2 separate regions of the Homo sapiens genome follow, and region 2 is linked to region 1. Evidence: read pairs that join two places in POLR2A ChIA-PET (ENCODE). Cell type or tissue: HepG2. All regions are shown on one strand. Links, peaks and the distances in the headings refer to the core of each region. The heading gives the core; the rest is flanking DNA.

Region 1 (4,383 bases), core at 182-4,181:
CTCCTTCAGACCTTTGTTCCTCCATCTGTGTGTCTATCCATCCGGCCTGCAAACTCTCTCCAAGCCCTTCCCTTTTGCGGGACCTCAGAGAGGATGCAGATCCCACCCCAAACTAAAGGTGAGGCAGAGACCCAATTCCAGGGCTCTGGACACCTGAGGCACACCCATGGCTGGCTGGGGACCTTGGCACAGCTGCCTCCTCCCTCGGTCACTCCTTAGGCAACACTCCAAGCTGAAAAGGCCCTTGGAGATCATCTCCTCCTTTCCACGACAGCCAGCCAGATGAAGAAACTGAGGCCTGGAGAGCCCAAGATCCCATAGCAGTTCTGTTTTTGAGCTGACAATGTACCAATTATGCGGGCCTGCTGGGGAGGCGGCTTTTGGCTCTCCCGGCCCTGCTGACAGCTGTGTTCCCAGTGGCAGCTGGAATGCTGGTGGGAGGCCTGTCTGGCCTTTGCACCCTGACTCCCCAGGGCAGAGCCAGGTGGCTCTAGTGGGGCCCAGGGCTGGGAGGTGGTGTGGGCAGACAACCCTGAAGGGTGAGTTGGGGCATGGGATGGCTGGAAGAGAAGGGAGGCAGTACTGATTTTGGAGACTAAAGCAGAAGCCCTGAGGTCTTGTTCCAGCTCTGTCACTCTCTTGCTGGGTAACCTTGGGTGGATTGTTTGACCTCTCTGAACCTTAGTTTTCTTATTTATAAAATGGTGCTAATTTTGTAGATTGAAAACCTTTTATCAATAGTTGTAGCCATACAGAGGTGAAGAATTTTTATTGTTGGGCTGAAAGGCTAAGATTCCAGAGGGGAAGGGACTAGCCCGAGGCCACAGAGCACTGAATTGGATGCAAGGATTTGGACCTGGAGGAGTGTCCAGTCCATACTATCCACTTGCTGAAGGGGCAAATAGAGCCAGAGAAGGGGAGCAAGTTCCCCAAGGTCACTCCGTGAGTCTGGGGCCAGTGTGGGCCCAGAGCCAGGCTGTGCACGAGGTCCCCTGCCCAGCTGCCTCGCTTGCTCATCCAGCCCCCTTGGTTTTGTCTCCCCCAGTGAGTGGGCGCAGAACGGGCCCAGCTTCCTTCCTGCCGCCCTGCCTGCCGTCTGCCACGTTGGCATCCACCCTCAGCCTTCTCGCCCCTGCTGCTGCTGCTGCTGATGCGGCATCAGCCGAGACCAACCCGCCGAGAGTTTGCCCAGAGCAGTCAGGGCTGCCGGAGCCGGGGCTGGGCTGGCTGGCTGACTCTGCCAGACAGGAGGGAGCGAGCCAGCCGGTGGAGGGAGGGAACAAGGGCTGAGCCAGCCCCCAGCCTTCCCAGCCCTTCCCCACCCTCGCCGGCCAAGGGAAGGAGGCAGGAAGCTGGGGTTGGGGGCCAGGGGACTGCAGTGTCTGAGAATGAGGTTCCGATAGCTGGGTCTGTCTGTGGGAGCATGCACACATATGTGTGTGCATGGAAGAGCACGTTGGGGTGGTTTGTGAGTCTGTGTTTGCCTCAATGTGCACAGGTGATGATGCTATGTGTGTGGGTTTGTGCCGACATCGGGGGCCACTGTGTGTTTGTGTAAGCACAAGGGAAAGCTGTATGCCCTGAGTTTGAACGCAGGCCTGTGTACAGAGACGTGCGAGATCTAGCAGTGTGTGCACATGGTAGCAGATGGGCACCACGTCAGTGCCAATAAATCTTTGTATGCACAAAAGAGTCGGTACATGTGCCTGAGTTTGTGTATGTCACATCTGGGTGTGTTGGGAGCCCCTGTGATTTTATGGTGTACAAGAGGATAACAGCATAACTGTGGGTTTGAGCTTGTCTGTGTATGTGCAAGGGACAGTGTGTGTGCAGAAGGGAACTCTGCAGGTGGCTGGGATTTTGTGCATGTCTTGTGCCCAGGAAGGCACAGTACTGGTGGTGTGGGCTAGTCCAAATGTCCAGAGGATGGGTATGGGCGCCTCTGTGCCCAACAGACTTTGTCTGTGTGGTTGTTGAGAGTGACTCAGGGGAACACTGTGTGACTGTATATGCTTGGCTGTGTGTACAGGGAACAGGCAGCACAGGCATTGTGTTTCTGTGGTTGCATTTACACAGGGCGGTGGCGGCGGCGGTGGTGGTGATGGTGACGGTGCTGTGCTACAGGTTTGCACTTGTTTCTCTATGTGGCAAGGCCCTGCGTGTGACTGCGTTTGTGCGTGTCTGTGAGCACGGTGCGCTGGAAACTGCGTGCTTGGGTCTGTGGCAGGCTGAATGGAGGAGGGCGGAGGGAGTCCATGGCTATGTTTGTACTTGTCTGTGAGCCCGGGGTCAGATGCGCTCCATGTGCTACCTCCTGTGTGCACAGGTGGCCGCTGTGTCCAACCGTGTCTTTGTGTGTTTCGGGTTGCCTGAATGTGCACAGGCGGAGGACATGGAGGGGGGGATTTGAGTGCGTGCCTGTGCAGGCCCCTTTAACGTGGCAAGTCTAAGAAATGTCGGCCTTCTTGGCAGCGAATCTGGGCTTGGTTCCACTGGGGGCGTCTGCAGAGAGGGGCTCTTAGAAGGGACGTGCTTGAGCGAGAGAGACAGGAAGGGAAGGGGGGGCCAGCCCCAGCTCGGGGTTTCCAGGAGGGAAAGCCAGACATTGGAACTTGTCAACGCTACCTCCTTCCCTGCCCCCACCTTCCACTGCTGCCTCCCCTCCTGGCGCCTGAAGGCTGCTGGCAGACGGACAGACAGACAGACAGTGCACACATAGACTGGCTCATAGGCACAGAGCCCAAACCTGAGCCCCTAAATGCACAAGCCTGGACACTGAGGTCCAGAGAGGGCAAAGGAAGTAGCTGAGTCTCGGAGGAGCACATGTGTTTATGCATGTTGGGGGCAGGGGGTGCTGTTGGCCTCTGGTGCTTCAACCCAGACTGGAGCCCAGGCCTAGGGCGGGGAAGAGGCTGTGGAGAGCCTCTGGGGAGGGGCTTTTATGGCTCTAACCAGGCCCTCAAGGCCCCCAGCTCCTCTCCCTGTTTATACAACTGCTGCAGTGTCTTTGAGAGTCCTGTTGCCTCAAAAAAACACCTACCGCAACTCCCTGTTTGTACAGAGGCAGAAAAGACCCAGAGAGGAGCAGCAGCTGATCCAGGGTCACACAGCAGAACCAGGACTGGAATCCAGGGCTCCTTCTCCTAGCTGTGCATGTTGGCCCATGGGCCACTTAGTCTTATCTTTCCCTTGGTCCATTTATCTTTTCTTCCTCCCAGGTCTTCGGGATATGACAACGACCTCTTTTTTGTGTTGCTTTTGTTGCCCAAGTGATATGTCTGTCTGCCTGTTAGTCCATCTGTTTGTCACAGGGCTTCAATACCCTCTGGCAGAATACGGAAGAGAAGAGGGCTTGGTTTTTGGCCAAGGGCTATTGGAGAGATAGGGGTGGGATGGGGAGACAGAGAAACAGAACGAAAGGAATTTGAGACGAGAGGAAGGAGGAGAGAAGAGCAAGGGGAGGGCACTGGCGGCAGAGCTGAGAAGCCCAGGCTGCCCTTTACCTCCACCTCCAGCCTGGGCACAGGGGCGAGCTCTGAGCTCAGAGACTCTGAGTCCTGCCTCTTGGGGCCTTGGGGAGAGGACCCCAGGGCTCCTGTAGGGTCTGGGCCCAACCCCCAAACCCTGGGGGCAGCTGGGTTGGAGTCCTGGGGTCAGTATTCGGGGTGCAGGTGTGGGGTGCAGTGACCGAACTGCCCTCATGGGAAAAGGAGGGAGGGGATTGCAGGTACCTAGGGGGCATGAACCTGGGCATGCGTTGACTTAGTGTGTGTGGTCTCTTTGCAGCAGGGTTGTTGAGAGTGTGCGTGAGGTTGCGAGTACGCTAGGACTCTGTGTGGACACCTATGAACATACATGACCCAGTGGCAGACAAGCTGGGATTTCAGTGGGGAGGGGAAGGACTGCAGGAATGTGTGTCTATGACCGGCAGGGAGTGGTTGTCTATGTGTGGAAGGATTTGTGTGAACCTGCCTTACATGTTCTTGGGGAGGCTGTATCCTGTGTATGTAGGCAGGTGAACTGTATAGCTCTGTACAATTGTGTGTGGTGTGTGTGTGTGTGTGTGTGTGTGTGTGTGTGTCTGGATGAATATGTACCATGTGTTTGAATTGCTTAAGTATTTACATGTTAAATGTGTAACTGCATATAAGTGTGGATGTGTATACATGTTTGTAATTGTCTTGAGGTATATGTGTGGAGTTACCTGTATGAGTCTTGCCTGTAGGTTGTGTGTGCAGTTGTGTGTATTTGTGGAGCAGTGAATATTAGGAAGCTGTTCACATGTGCGGTTGTGTATTTTGGGGGATTAGGTTATATGTGTCGTTCTTTTTGGATGGAGTTTCACTCTTGTCACCCAGGCTGGAGTGTAGTGTCAGGATCCCG
Region 2 (4,383 bases), core at 69-4,068, 160 kb after region 1:
TGACATGCCCTGGAGACATTTTTCCCATTGTCTTGGTGATTAACACTCAGTTCCTTGTTACTTATGCAAATTTCTGCAGCCAGCTTTAATTTCTCCTCAGAAAATGGGATTTTCTTTTCTTTTCTTTTTTCTTTTTCTTTTTCTTTCTTTCTTTCTTTCTTTTTTTTTTTTTTTTTTTTTTTTTTTGAGATGGAGTTTCACTCTTGTTGTCCAGGCTAGAGTGCAATGGCATGATCTCAGCTCACTGCAACCTCTGCCTTCTGGGTTCAAGCGATTCTCCTGACTCAGCCTCCTGAGTAGCTGGGATTACAGGCATGCGCCACCACGCCTGGCTAATTTTGTATTTTTAGTAGAGTCGGGGTTTCTCCATGTTGGTCAGGCTTGTCTTGAACTTCCAACCTAATGTGATCCGCTTGCCTCGGCCTCCCAAAGTGCTGGGATTACAGGTGTGAGTCACCGTGCCTGGCCTGGATTTTCTTTTCTATTGCATTGCCAGGTTGCAAATTTTCCAAACTTTAATGCACTCCTCAAATTTTGTTTACAGTATTTCCCTTTTGAAACTGAATGCCTTTAACAGCACCCAAGTCACCTCAGAAAATGGGATTTTCTTTTCTATTGCATTGTCAGGCTGCAAATTTTCCAAACTTTAATGCACCCCTCAAATTTTGTTATAGTGTTTCCCTTTTGAAACTGAATGCCTTTAACAGCACCCAAGTCACCTGTTGAATGCTTTGCTGCTTAGAAATTTCTTCCACCAGATACCCTAAATCATCTCTCTCAAGTTCAAAGTTTCACAAATCTCTAAGGCAGGGGCAAAATGCCGCCAGTCTCTTTAACATAACAAGAGTCACCTTTACTTCAGTTCTCAACAAGTTCCTCATCTCCATTTGAGAACACATCAGCCTGGACCTTATTGTTCATATCACTATCAGCATTTTAGTCAAAGCCATTCAACAAGTCTCTAGGAAGTTCTAAATTTCCCACATTTTCCTGTCTTCTTCTGAGCCCTCCAAACTGTTCCAACCTCTGCCTGTTACCCAGTTCCAAAGTAGCTTCCACATTTTCGGGTATCTTTTCAGCAACGCCCCACTCCTGGTACCAATTTACTGTATTAGTCCATTTTCATGCTGCTGATAAAGACATACCCAAGACTGGGCAATTTACAAAAGAAAGAGGTTTAATGGACTTACAGTTCCGTATGACTGGGGAGGCCTCACAATCATGGCGGAAGGCAAGGAGAAGCAAGTCATATCTTATGTGGATGGTGGCAGGCAAATAGAGAGCTTGTGTAGAGAAACTCCCATTTTAAAAACCATCAGATCTTGTGAGACCCATTCACTATCATGAGACCAGCATGGGAAAGACCTGCCCCCATGATTCAATCATCTCACACTAGGTCCCTCCCACAACATGTGGGAATTATGGGAGCTATAAGATAAGATTTGAGTGGGGACACAGAGCCAAACCATATCACCTGGCTAATTAATTTTTTTTACTTTTTGTAGAGACAGGGTCTCGCTTTGTTTCCCAGGCTGATCTCAAACTCCTGGCCTCAAGCAATCCTCCCACCTTGGCCTCCCAAAGTGCTGGGATTACAAGTGTGAGCCACCATGCCTGGCCTTACATTTTTCACACACAATTGGTGCATAGGTACAGCAATTTGATTGGTTTATGCAGTGTTTCTTTTTGGAATGGGTGCATTTAAAATTTTTTACAGAGGGTGTAATAGTCATGGGTTTTCTGTTATCTGGTCTAGGCAAAGCAGGACAACAATGGGGAAGTTAATCTACACAAAGGGTCATTCATTAGGAAGAAGGGTGGTTTTTATTCCTGACATCATGTAACTCTCTTAGTCATTGTACAGAATAAGACAAACAAGAAAGCGAGTTAATCTATAATCTGAGAAACGGAAGTAGTAACCATATGAGACTCAGATTAAAGGAGGAGACCACCCCTCATATTGTCTAATTTCTACCTCCAAAGAGAGAAGTAAAAACTCAAAGGCAGAAATGAAATCCACAGGCAGACAGCCCAGCGCCATGCCCTGGGCCTGGTTAAAGATTGACCCCTGACCTAACAGGTTATGTTATCTATAGATTCCAGATATTGTATGGAAAAGCACTGTGAAAATCCCTGTCCTGTTCTGTTCCGATCTGATTACCAGTGCCTGCCACCCCCAGTCACATACCCCCTGCTTGCTCAATCGATCATGACCCTCTCACATGGACCTCCTAAGAGTTGTAAGCCCTTAAAAGGGACAGGAATTGCTCACTTGGGGAGCTCGGTTTTTGGAGATGTGAGTCTTGCCGAAGCTCCCAGCCGAATAAAGCCCTTCCTTCTTTAACTCAGTGTCTGAGGGGTTTTGTCCGTGGCTTGTCCTGCTACAAGATCACAGTCACATCTCTCTCAAAGCTTAAGGTGTTTGTGGGGTTCCAACAAGGTTTACATTTTATTTATTTTCACACTTCTTTGATCAACAGAGCAGCCTTCCAAACAGAATGTTGTCCATTCACCTTGGAACTGCCATCCACAAACCAAGCTGTTTGCTGGCCAGTTGAGAGCCGTTATGGGACACTGTAGAAGCCAGCAGCTCCTCACGCAAACCAGTCCTAGCAGAAAAGAGGCTCCTTTCTTTTATCTCCTCCTGGCACTCCCCAGGTAGCATGCTTCTGTATAAGCCATTTCCATTTTGTTATGGAACTCTTCTGGACACTGCTGTCTCTATTTGAGTGTTTCTGTGACATCACCTGAGATCGCATGGGTATTTCAGGTGTCAAGATCATTTTATGTCCTTCAGTCACAGGGGTAGCTTCAGTTAATGTCCCGTAACAAGTTAGTAAGTGCCCCTCAAGTGGAAATTGTCTAGTCCAAAATCTCAGTAGTCTTTGCTTGCAGGTGCTCACAGCCTTTTCTCTTCTTCTTCTTCTTTTTTTTTTTTTTCTGAGACAGAGTCTTGCTGTGTTGCTCAGGCTGGAGTGCAGTGGCACCATCTCTGCTCACTGCAACCTCTGCCTCACCTCTCGGGCTCAAGCAATTCTCCTGCCTTAGCCTCCCGAGTAGCTGGGATTACAGGCACCCACCACCACTCCTGGATAATTTTCAAATTTTTAGTGGAGATGCGGTTTCCCCATGTTGGCCAGGCTGGTTTTGAACTCCTGACCTCAGATGATCCTCTTGCCTTGTCCTCCCAAATTGCTGGGATTACAGGTATGAGCCACCATGCCCAGCCACTCATAGGCTTTTGTCATAGCCCCAGCAAATGCTCCACAAAGAGCTATCGAATGGAGAACTTGTCCCTATCAGCACTCCAGCTTCTACTCTACAGTGTGGGCTTGGGTTTCCATTTAGCATGTCCAACTAAAATTTCCAGAAGGGTGGATTTACATGCCTTCTGTTTTACAGTTCTAGGTAGAGGGAACAACCCTGTCATATACAATGCCCATTTCCATAAAACATTAGGTAAAGGAGACACAACCACTTTACATTAAGCCTTTACGTAAAGCCTGTTTAGACATTCCCACTTTCAGAATCCTGTTGACCAAGTATATTTTTATGTCCCGGGAACTTCTCTTCTCCACCCCCTCCCCAGACCATTTTATTCTCTCTTGGGCAATAAGTGTTTAGGTCCTTAGCCAGAGGCCAGGCCAGGAGACTCTGGCCTCTCTGTCAATCTTCCCTTGATTAACCAGTCTGACCATCACCCCAGGCAATTCCAGGTAGGGTTTCTTATTGTAAATCTTTACCTTCCTGCTTTTAAAATTCCACCAAACTGGAGGAAATAGAGCAAACTGGTTTGGGGCCTTTAATGTTGAAGACCATCAGAGACTCTCTTTGGTCCACCCAACCTTCAATAGTGTTGTATTAAGACATTTATTTTGGCCACGCGCAGTGGCTCATGACTGTAATCCCAGCACTTTGGGAGGCCGAGGCTGGCAGATCACCTGAAGTCAGGAGTTCAAGACTACCCTGGCCAACATGCCAAAACCCCATCTCTACTAAAAATACAAAAATTAGCCAGGCGTGGTGGCAGGTCCCTGTAATCCCAGTTACTTGGGAAGCTGAGGCAGGAGAATTGCTTGAACCCAGGAGGCAGAGGTTACAGTGAGCTGAGATCATGCCACTGCACTCCAGCCTGGGTGACAGAGCGAGACTCTGTCTCAAAAAAAAAAAAAAAAAAAAAAAAAAGACATTTGTTTTCACTGCATTAATTTCCTTTTTTAAAACCTCATTAATTTTTATTTTACTCATCCTATTTCTTAATAACCATCTAAGGATTTCCATCCTGCTCAGACGAGTCTCATGACTCTCCCCTTTCTTTTTCCTCTTAGTTTCACCCTTATCAGTGTTCTCTTCTTTCTCTCCCTCCCTCTCTCTCCTTTCTTC

Evidence for each region. ChIA-PET counts read pairs that join two places held together with the same protein. Peaks named below come from ENCODE experiments on the same cell type or tissue, not always from the same donor. Only the 100,000 strongest peaks of a DNase experiment are listed, where the experiment ranks them.
Region 2: POLR2A ChIA-PET joins it to region 1 with 5 read pairs; 5 of 35 experiments call an interaction of 5 or more read pairs at or near these places.

Annotation. Positions count from the first base shown.
Region 1 is chr1:27,520,423-27,524,805 of GRCh38, forward strand. LOC105376892 (a long non-coding RNA gene) reads left to right here and starts at 2,065. Exons shown (of 2, transcript NR_188658.1): 1 at 2,065-2,124. RefSeq lists an enhancer at 2,386-2,968. In HepG2, for the core only: a CTCF peak has its summit at 2,846; DNase peaks (open chromatin) are centred at 439, 2,309 and 2,849; H3K4me3 peaks cover 1,763 bases.
Region 2 is chr1:27,680,699-27,685,081 of GRCh38, forward strand. No RefSeq gene overlaps it. Among named protein-coding and RNA genes, the nearest start is that of IFI6, 11 kb to the left of the region's middle. RefSeq lists an enhancer at 1,760-2,054. In HepG2, for the core only: no CTCF peak of the experiment used is centred there; a DNase peak (open chromatin) is centred at 1,833.